Linked DNA regions of Homo sapiens: region 1 is linked to region 2. The links are chromatin contacts, found by Hi-C or POLR2A ChIA-PET in ENCODE. All regions are on one chromosome and are shown on one strand. Each heading gives the region's core, a stretch centred on a gene start or an enhancer-like site at or near the end of the contact. The rest is flanking DNA. Distances are from core to core; before and after follow the strand shown. Region 1 overlaps ZDHHC14 (zDHHC palmitoyltransferase 14). Region 2 overlaps ZDHHC14 (zDHHC palmitoyltransferase 14).

Evidence for each region. Hi-C counts contacts between places; a loop is a spot of excess contacts on that map. ChIA-PET counts read pairs that join two places held with the same protein, here RNA polymerase II (POLR2A). Pooled maps may share reads with other maps.
Region 1: a pooled map shows a loop between it and region 2 (2.8-fold over the local background). The contact joins two enhancer-like sites. A Hi-C loop is called at or near these places in 7 of 168 maps with a recorded cell type or tissue (B cell, Caco-2, GM12878 and 4 more), 31 of 37 single-sample maps with no recorded cell type and 7 of 50 pooled maps. POLR2A ChIA-PET finds 5 or more read pairs at or near these places in 4 of 52 experiments (GM12878, HepG2, activated T-cell and 1 more).

What each region holds. Positions count from the first base shown.
Region 1 is chr6:157,596,322-157,602,812 of GRCh38, forward strand. The region is part of intron 3 of ZDHHC14 (zDHHC palmitoyltransferase 14); the gene reads left to right. Among named protein-coding and RNA genes, the nearest start is that of MIR3692, 70 kb to the left of the region's middle. Within about 2 kb of position 1,455, at least 12 of the 41 ENCODE cell types and tissues checked have a DNase peak (open chromatin) inside an H3K27ac peak, as active enhancers do.
Region 2 is chr6:157,555,806-157,559,678 of GRCh38, forward strand. The region is part of intron 2 of ZDHHC14 (zDHHC palmitoyltransferase 14); the gene reads left to right. Among named protein-coding and RNA genes, the nearest start is that of MIR3692, 29 kb to the left of the region's middle. RefSeq lists enhancers at 906-1,215, 914-1,699. Within about 2 kb of position 1,251, at least 5 of the 41 ENCODE cell types and tissues checked have a DNase peak (open chromatin) inside an H3K27ac peak, as active enhancers do.

The DNA of each region.
Region 1 (6,491 bases), core at 205-2,704, 41 kb after region 2:
GCACAGTGGTATGCTGAAAGCTGAGGTGGGAACTTGTGGCTTCCCTTACCTTGTAACGAGCAGGTTTGAGCTGGTCCTTCCCAAGCACAGTAAATAAATGTCACTTTGCATGGGAGAGGAGAGAGGAAAAATGCAGCTTCCCAGGCCGTTCAGAAGAGCAGTTTTCTTTGTTAAATAAGTTTGAAAGTCATAGGGGCCTTTTTAGTTGAGGACTGAGAAAGAGCTTTCTCTGGTCAAATATAGAGTTAGTTGGCAGGCCCCAGTGGTTGGGGACCTGGCTCTGAGAACACACAGGCCAGGGCTGAATCCTGGTCCTCTCATTGAGTAATACTGGAACCTGGCAAGTTGTCTGAACGCTCCCAGCTGTTACCACATCTGTAAAATGGATGTGATCCTAGTGCTACCCCCTCGGTTTCTTTTGAAGATTAACTGAGATAGTGCCCACCACAGCACCCAGCACAGACAGACCTGCGGCACACTGAGGGGCCAGTAAGCGCGTGGCTCTGGCCATTGATGGTCTCATCAGTGATGGGAATGCCACCATCGGTGCTCCCAAGTAACTGATTACAACAAGAAGCGTCTTCACAAAGTAGTAGGAATCGCCTTGTTTCTCTGTAATCTGGAAGGATTTAGATGATCTGCCGTGATCGACGTGAATGTATTTTCTGTCTCTCTCTGACTTTGTCCCTGCTGCCTGTTTCCGTCTGTCTCTTTCTCTGAATCCTTGACTGTCTCTCTGGTTCTCTGTGAGTCTTGCCATCGCGTTCCTTCTGCACACGTGGAACGCAGCATTTCGGGTTGTTTATTTATCCAGGCGGGCTTTGAGGTTACGGAATATTTTTAAACAACCAACAGCTGGGGCCAGGGAGCCACCTCTTCTCTCTCGGATCCTCATATCCCTCAAATCATTAAAGCGAGAGAAACTGAAGGAGCTGAAGAGGCAAAGCATGGGCCTGTGAGACCCTCTCGGGCTCACTATGTATGTTTTAAAGCCCCAGGTGCATGCTGCCCTCGTTTTTCTGATGGGGTAGGCCCTATGAGGGATGTCTGTCGTTTGGTGGGCCCTAGTCCAGCGTCGGAATTGCCAGCAGCTTTCGCTGGAATGCGTATTTTTAGTACAGCCTAAACCTGTAATAAAAAGGGATTTACATGTACTAGATTTTAATCACATACTGTGGACAAACTAATAAGAAAGTTTGCTAGACAGTAAGATGAAACACTGCCAGCATTTTTGCAAACCGGTTATACAAGAGTCTGCCTAACTCTGGCCAGACCCAGGCAGCTTAGTCTAGAGGTTCAGAGGTGGCCTCTGGAGGCAGCTGCAGCCTGGGTCCCAGCCCTGCTGTCCTGTGTGGGCACTGGGACTGTCTCTGCACCTGAGATGCCACATCTGGAAGGGCTGTGAAGACGAAGGAAGTAGTACATGGAGCCCTCAGGCCATGCCAGCCCCTGGGGGGCACCGAGCAGACCAGCCTCCTCCCACATCCAGGACATGGCCTGGTCCCTTGTTTTCTGTCCTGTCATTTTTGGTGTGGGTGCCACAAAGAACCTCCAGGCGCCCTCTGCAGGGACTCAGTGTCCAGTCGCTTTTATTTCTGGCAGGGCTTTCCCCTGCCTCTTTTAAATCCTTACAGGCTCTCTTTCTCATTCCCTCGCCTCTTTTTGGCTGTGCTCTTCCTCTCCCGGGCACTTGACTGCATCTTACTGCACACTCTGCCTTCTGTCCCACAGTGTCTGCCCCTTGTTGCTCTCACTGCTTCCTCTGTGTGTGAGTCTGAACTCAGACTGCAGATACCTTGTGTGTTGCATACACTCTGCTGTGCGCTGCCCTCAGGAACCCAGCCACTGCTTCACAGTTGTACATTAAGAGTTTGGACATGGCAGAGATTCGGCCCTGCAGCTGCCTTCTGGTGTGGATTAGCACTTGGGAATGCCTTTGTAACTATTTGGGTATGATGAGGGGGCTATTAGTTTCTCATAGGAAAGCAGGTCATTGGAGGGGAGTGGAGGGAGCTGAGATTCGTATCCTTGTTGGAACCAAAACAAACAGGACTTTACTGATTCTCCTGGTTTCCGCTATCTCTTCATTTCACCAACATTGAATAAGCATCTATGTGTTAAGTGCTGTGACAATAACTAAGTATGTGAAAATATGAGCCAGTCCCCAGGGATCATTATTAAGAGCAGACCAAGGAGAACTCAAGGCAGACAGTATTGTATTTATCATATTACACAGGTTAAAGAGTAATTTTATATTGGTTAAGAGTAGAATTAAATTACCAACATTTATGCACCAAATAACATTGCATCAAAATATATAAAGTAAAGGTTGTTAGAAAATGCAAAGGTAATTTGTTACATAATGCTAGTGAGAAATAATAGCATACATCTGTTTTTCATGGCTCAGGTCAACAAACTGTAAGTAGAGTATGCCAGTGTATAAGTATAATAAATGTATGTTGAACTTCGTTTTTACAAAGTGTACTTACCATGTTCAACCATTCATGGAACATTTACAAAAATTAATCATATTAAGCCCAAAACACTTTCCAGCGTTCTAAAGGCAGATATCACACTGAAAATGTCATCTGATGAAACAATAAAACTAGAAATGAATCACAAAGATAGAAATGTACAAACATACCTAATTGTAATGCTTTTAAAAAAAACTTTAAAAAACTTTTATAAATCTTTGTAAAGAAGCTTTTTAAAGAGGCTTTTCATAAATCTTGGGTGACAGAAACTTCAAAACTGCAGTTGTAAAATATTTAGAAAATGGCAGTAAGAACAATGCAAAAGAAAACCATGCCATTCAGAATTCTACATTTTAAACATGAGAAATAGTTAATCTAAGCAGAAGAGGAATGAACCAGAAGACTGTCGGGTTGCCGGTAGAATCAACAAGGAGGCTGGAGAATGAGGCTCAGAAACCAGGAACAGTGGAGGAGGCTGGGCAGCCCCGCACGGCCAGTTGCATCTGCAGCAGGATGTTGCAGGAGGCAAGTACCACAGGTAGGACGTTTGCGGCACCACCACTGAGTTCCCTCTGCTGCAGCTCTCGACGAAACTCTGACTGTCTTCAAAGACCACAACTCCGGATTCAGACACCTGGGTGGGAGCCCTTGGCCTGTTTTGTTTCCACGCCCAAGCAGACAGCCAGGCGAAGGTGGCGACTGCCCCACACTCAGCATCTATAATGAGGATGGGAGGATGGGGCCCTGCCTCCCACCTATTTTGGGGTTCTCCCCAAACAGGAAGTTTACTTTAATGGTGGATGGCCAATGAAATAAAATACTTTAAAAAGTCTAGTACAAAAAATAAACTGAACTTAGAAGCAAATAAATGAACAAAGCATCCATCTCCAGAAGGCAGAAAAAGAGCAGCAAATAAACTTAAGGGAAACCATAAGAAAACAATGACTTAGAAAACAGCAACCAATAGGTTGCCAAATCTAATTCTTTGGAGAACAACCAACCAAGGCATTAACGTCTGGTAAGACAAAGAAATTAACAAAGTGCAAGTAACAGATTCAAATGAAACAAATATAGGTGAGATGGTTTTCTATAATTATTGAGAAATATATTATTTTGCCGTTGTGTTAACTCTATGCCAATTGATTTGAAAAATCTCAGTGAAACATGATTGTATAGGAAAATGGGCCAAGGAGTGAGTAGAAAACTGGAATTGATTACTAGCCATGAAAAACTGAAAAGTTTTATGAAGAACCATGTGAGAAAGGTGCTGGGCCCAGACAGCTTACTTCCTATGTTCTGAGTAGTGTCTGAGAGCTTCGGAAAGGTTGAATGGTTTTTCAGTTCATTTCACCAAAATAGTATAACCCTAACACCAAAACCTTACAAAAATAACATGCAGAATAAAACCCCCACCCTTATTTATAAACATTACAACAAGCCAACGTGAAGACATAGCAAACTTAATCTACCAGTATAATAAAGAATTAGTCATGACATGGAAGGATGTATTCCAGGAATGTGATTTTTTAATGTTAATAAAACTATTAGTATATCAATAGGTCAAAAGATAAAAGGTATATGTGATCATGATAATAGATAATAAAAAGGGATTTGATAAAATGCGACATTTGTTTTGTATTTTTTGTGACAGTCTTGCTCTGTCACCCAGGCTGGAGTGCAGCTCACTGCAACCTCCGCCTCCCAGATTCAAGTGATTCTCCTGCCTCAGCCTCCCGAGTAGCTGGGATTACAGGTGTGCACCACCACGCCTGGCTAATTTTTGTGTTTTTAGTAAAGATGGGGTTTCATTATGTTGGCCAGGCTGGTCTTGAACTACTGACCTCAAGTGATTGGCCCACCTTGACATCCCAAAGTGTTGGGATTACAGGCGTGAGCCACCGCACCTGGCCAAGACATTCATTTGTAGCTATAGAACTCAGTGTATCCAGATTGGAAGGTGTGGTAGGCAGAATTCTGGCCCCCATGACTGCCCCTTCCCCTCACACCCCCCGGGTTGCTCCAATGGTTATGTCACGTTGCTTGGCAAAAGGGACTTTGTAGATGTCATAAAAGGTGACTAATCAGCTGACTTGAGAGAGTTTATCCTGGATTATCCAAGGGGCCCAGTGTAATTCCAAGAGCCCTCAAGAGCAGAGCTGGAGAGATGCCGCGCAGGAGGCCTGGGTGCCGTTTCGGAGCAGGATGGAAGGCGGTGAATCCCGCCTCCAGCATGGAGCTCGGGAGAGGCCCTGACTGCAGATGGAGAGGCTGCCCTGGCCGCAGCGCACGGGGCTCCTGACCCACAAAAATCGCGAGATAATGAGTTCATGTTGTTTGAAAGTCCGTCATTTCTGGTAATTTGCTATATAAAACTATTGCTATACGATTAAAAACTAATACAGAAGAATATTTCTTTAACATTATGTTAAAAAGGAAAAAAGCTAACATTTTCTTTATAGCAAAACACTGCCATGATTTACATTAAAATTAGGAACAAATTAGGATGTCTAGTATCATTACTAATATTTTACAATATCTTTTCTAATTAATGTGGTAATGTAGGAAAATAAACACAAATATATAACTATCAAAAAAGAAGAAACAAAATCACCATATTTTGTAGCTGACAAGAGCAATAATAACAGTACCAACAAACATTAGAACTAGTTTTTTTATGTTTAGTAGGTTTATCAGTTACCTAATAAATACATTAAAATAGCATACTATGTATCAGTTAGGAATTGTAATAAAAATCAAGACATGTACTCTCCACAAATTTATTTAAATTTAATGAATTATGAGTCGGGGGGCAAGATAAAATAGCTGTGAAATGTAATTAGAAGAATATACAAACAACAAACAATAACATTTCAAACCTAGAACGATGCAAGGAAACATGCACTATTTGATATTATGAGGTCCTGTGAAGTCCAAAGATGAGTTACAGAAAGTGACTTCAGGGCCCATGCACATGCTTTCTGTGTGTATGTGCATGTGTGTAAGTGATTTCTTCATTGCCCATTTTTGTATTTTCCACATCTCCAAAGTGACCATTAAAATGCACCATTCTTGGTAGGCAGCGTCTTCATTCTGGCTGGGGAAGGCAGAGATAAAGAATGCATTCAGGGCTGGGCGCGGTGGCTCACGCCTGTAATCCCAGCACTTTGGGAGGCCGAGGCGGGCAGATCACAAGGTCAAGAGATCAAGACCATCCTGGCCAATATGGTGAAACCGCGTCTCTACTAAAAATACAAAAATTGGCTGGGCATGGTAGCACACCCCTGTAATCCCAGCTACTAGGGAGGCTTAGGCAGGAGAATTGCTTGAACCCGGGAGGCTCGAGGTTGCAGTGAGCCAAGATTGTGCCACTGCACTCCAGCCTGGGGACAGAGCGAGATTCTGTCTCAAAAAAAAAAAAAAATGCATTCAGGCTGGTCATGGTGGCTTACGCCTGTAATCCCAGCACTTTGGGAGGTCAAGGTGGGCCAGTCACTTGAGGTCAGGTGTTCGAAACCAGCCTGGCCAACATGGTGAAACCCCGTCTCTACTAAAAATCCAAAAATTAGCACCTGTAATCCCAGCTACTAGGAAGGCTGAGGCAGGAGAATCGCTTGAACCTGGGAGGCAGAGGTTGCAGTGAGCCGAGATGGCACCACTGCACTCCAGCCTGGGCAACAGAGCAAGACTCCGTTTCAAAAAAAAAAAAAAAAAAACGCATTCAGTGCCACCGGGAGCTGTGTGCAGGTTCTGGGAGAGCGCAGATTCCCCAGTTTGTCCCTATGCTGAGTTGCCAAGGCTAAATAGGAGTTACAGTGTATAGACTACCTGGGGTACTGAACGGTAGGACAGAAGCTCAGGGATGTTCAGGGCAGGCAGGGCATCCAGCCTGGCGGGGTGTGTGAAAGTGTCAGGAAGGCCGGGCTCCTGAGCATGCAGGGAGCTGCTTACTCTTCACCCGCCATGAGGATGCTTCCTCTGAGCTTTCTGGAGTGCTACGTACCCAGGCTGGGTTCTGCT
Region 2 (3,873 bases), core at 1-2,500:
GAATTGTGCCAAAAAAATTATCTCCCGACATTGCCAAATGTCCCCTTGGGCACAAAGTCACCCCCAGTAGAGAACCACTGCTGTAATGTGAACTGAATTTGTGAGGGCTGAAGGGACCGTCCGCCTAGGAGGGGATCAGGAGGGATTAATCACGGGAGGCCTCTGGAGGACAGAGATGCACGCTGGATTCACAAGACACGCAGGCCATGAATGGCCGGAGGAGGCGGTACTGGGATGCGGGGCGGCAGAGACCAGGAGAAGGGAGGTGTTATTTTACAAACTAGCGACTGAACAGGAAAATATGGGGACCCCAGCTAGATGTCTTCAGCTGCCAAGCGTGGCGTACTCGGAGTAATTAGTGGATTTGGTTCGTGTTGTGGTGGGTCATAGCTGCACAAGGCAGGCGTCAGCAGGCAGGAAAGCAGAGCCAGCAGAGAGGACAGGGGTGGGGGGTGGAGGGTGGGAAGGGGGGATGGCCAGCACCCCACAGCGCTCGCTGTCCCCGGGCCCCATGTGTGTGTGTTCCACATGCCCATCAGTCCTCTCGGCAGCCCTCTAAGCCAGAGGCTACTGTGATTCCCACTTTACAGCTGGAAAAACTGAGGCACGCAAAGGACGAGTAACTCCCAAAGCCTCTCAACTAGTAATCAGCAGAGCACAGCTCAAAGGCCTGCCTGGCCGCTGAGCTCATGCCCTCACTGTGCTGTTTGGTAGGGGTTAAGGCAGTGCCAGGGGATGGAGCTCCTGTCGCCAGCAGGCGGAACGGGTCTCGAATCCAGGCAGTCAAACAAGGTTTGAAAGGAATACAAATGCCTACCCTAATTGACAGCACAGTCAGGAGCACGTACAGAGTGAGACTGAACAAGAAAGCCAGAGATGGAGTCCAGGGAGACAGCTCAGAGCCGAGGCCCCGGGGCTGGAACAGGGGACACGAGGCTGGTGTTGAAGCAAAGGCTGGAGCAGAGTGACAGGTGGGGACAGAAAGGGGAAGAGATGGCTGCCACCAGCTGAAGGACAGGCCCGGGCGGGTTCCAGGCGAGCTGAAGAGTGCTGACTCTGGTGGAGAAGCCAGTGAGAGGTGGGGCTGATGAGGAGGAAGAGTTGCGGGCACTGAGGGGCTCGGGTTAGAGATGAGGCCAGGCCTGTATCAGGGAACTGGAGCGCAGAGGGATCCCTCCAAGAGACACTGAGGGAGGACTCAGTCCTCTTTCTCCACGAGGGAAAGGCCGAGAGCCTGGACCAGACCATGCCACTCCGGGCTGTGTCCTGGGGAGGCCGCTCAGCCCTCCAGCTGCAGTCACCTTCTCTGAACCAGGGGCAAAATAGCACCACCTGAACTGCCGGGCTGCTCGGAGAATGACATGAAATATTGCACCTGCGGGCCTAGCACAGCCTCTCGCACGCTGTAGCAGGAGAGGAGGATTTGCTAGTGGTGACTAGGTCAGGGCAGAGTGGGAAATTGCAGCCAAATTAAACAGAGGGGCAGGGCCAGCACCACGGGCGGGCAGAGGACCTGTGCCAGGCTGGTGGCTCTGGGAGGGTTCTGCCAGGCGTCAGGATTGGTAGGGGTGCCTGTTCTGATAGAAGGGAAAAGAAACTTGACTTTTGCCATGTTAGGATTTTAGTCTCCAATGGCTCATCCTATAATATATATGGATTTTATAGACATGGACAGAAAGTGCACAGTTGATTTTCACATTCGGCAGAGGTGAGTCGTTGGTTAGATGTGTCCAGCATGCGTTAGATGGAAGAATGAGATGAAAACAAAACGTTATTTTAGGGGCAAGACTTTGGTTGTCCTTATTTGCAAATTTAGCTCTAAGAATAACTTCAAGACAAGGAAGGGGTTTGTGGTCCACCTCTTGTCAGCTGGGTCCATTGCTATCTGCAGACTTCCTCGTTTCATTTCTGTAACCACTGAGAGGAGTGTGAGCAATAGATGGCTCTCAGCTCAGTGCTCCCAAGCAAATAGACTAGCAAAGGAATGGCGGCCACTCCCCTGTGGGAGGCCCATGCTGTGCAATCCGGGCAGAGTACTGGGGACTGCTCTCACTTCCGTCACCCTTATTGGGATAAATAGTGAATTTCCCCTGATTTCCAATGAATGATTTTGATTGGCCAAGCCAGCGCTGTCCAGTAGTCTATAATGTGAGCCACACATGCAAGCCACACATGGTAAATTTTCCAGCAGCCACTGTATAATAGTAAAAAGAAGCAGGTGAAGTTCACTTTAATAGTATGTTTTATTTAGCCCAGTTATTGGGAGTATGATCATTTGAAAAGTAATCAATATGTAAAGATATTTAAAGTATTGAGATATGTTACATTCTCTTTTTTTGTACTAAATCTTTGAGATCTAGCCACAATATGTGTGCCCAAGAGCCCCCTGCAGACAGTGGCCAGCACCTTGGACAGCATAGATCTAAACTCCTCAACCGACATGCTGCCATTCCCAGAAATGGCTGATAATTACTCTGAGCCAGGTGACATTCATGTCCCCCTGATCCCCTTTTGACAGATGCCTGGTATTCTGATGGTTCATTTCTGACCTGGCTAGTCTGCATTACACAGGGAAACTGTTCAAGAGCCATGGATCACCCAGAGCGCCCACAGGTAGGCCGTTCAGTGACAAGAGTAGCCAATCGAGAGGGCTGACACCCAGCTGTTACCAAGTCTAGAGGAAAACAAAACTAATGACTCTGGTGCAAACATGGAATCCAATTTTGTGGAGAGGAGGAATTTCTAATATAAGAAAAGCAATGGCCCATCAGTAAAGAAAGATTGGATTCAGGCAAAAGCAATGAAAGACTCAGAATTGTGTTTTTGGTTTTATGTCTTCTGTTTGGGATCCTCATTTCAGGCCCTTATGATTCTGTTTTTCCACTTGACAGTGCACAGGGTGGTTGTAAGGAGTCATTACTAAAACAAAAATGATTGGGATGGCATTTTGCAAAAATCACCAAGTGAACTTTGGTGGTAAAAAAAAAAAAGCAAACAAACAATAAAACAAAGTTCAAGTAATGTAGATCAGAGATTCCTCTTCCCTGCTGTAGGAACTTTCTAGGGGAGAAGCATCTGGAAGCAGGACTTGCAGGCACAGCTGCTCAGCCCCCAACCTCGGAGGGTGGATTTCCCCCCAGCTCTCTAATACAAATGAAAGTGAGCCCTTTGAGTCTAATCACACTTCCCAACTCTTACAGCTCAAAACACACAAACAATGAGCTTTTTCAAGCTCCCCATGAAGCTCTGCCGAGATAAAAGCAGTTAACAACCACTCTTCCATGATGATAAATGGTTGTTGGTTTTCTTTAATCAATATTTTAATAACTATTTGCACACTTTGACAATTATGACTACAGAGAGACTGATGGTGATTACAGAAGCAGATTGCAAAGGTGATTCACGAGGATGTGGTGGTCGGCCATCTCTCTGGGACAAGTGGGCTTTAGCCGGGAACCTGCTGCCCCACAGGCTTCTGAAGCAGGTGTACTGTAGCTATTGCGTGGGCAGCTGATGTGGCAACAGTCGGCCCCGCTTCCTGGCTGACGCGCTCTTCTCCAGGACAGCTTTGCTCCCCAGCAAGTGCAGCAAAAATTCACTCCAGAATCAGTCACTTGCCTCTTTCCGTGGGCATGACTTTAGAGCCATTGGCTTTAGAGCTGAGTTGGCCACCACCCTGTGCCTGCATGAGTGGAAAGAATCCGCTCAAGCTGGAACTGCCCTCAGGTCTCCCAAGGAGAGCCCAGCCACCCTGCCATCTTGAAGGGCATCTTCCTGGAATAACAGCATGCTCATGTTTCCTGGCACTTCTTCTCATTCTCAGTTAAAGACATACTCCATTCATTGTTTTCACTGTTTTGTTTTTCCCCACTT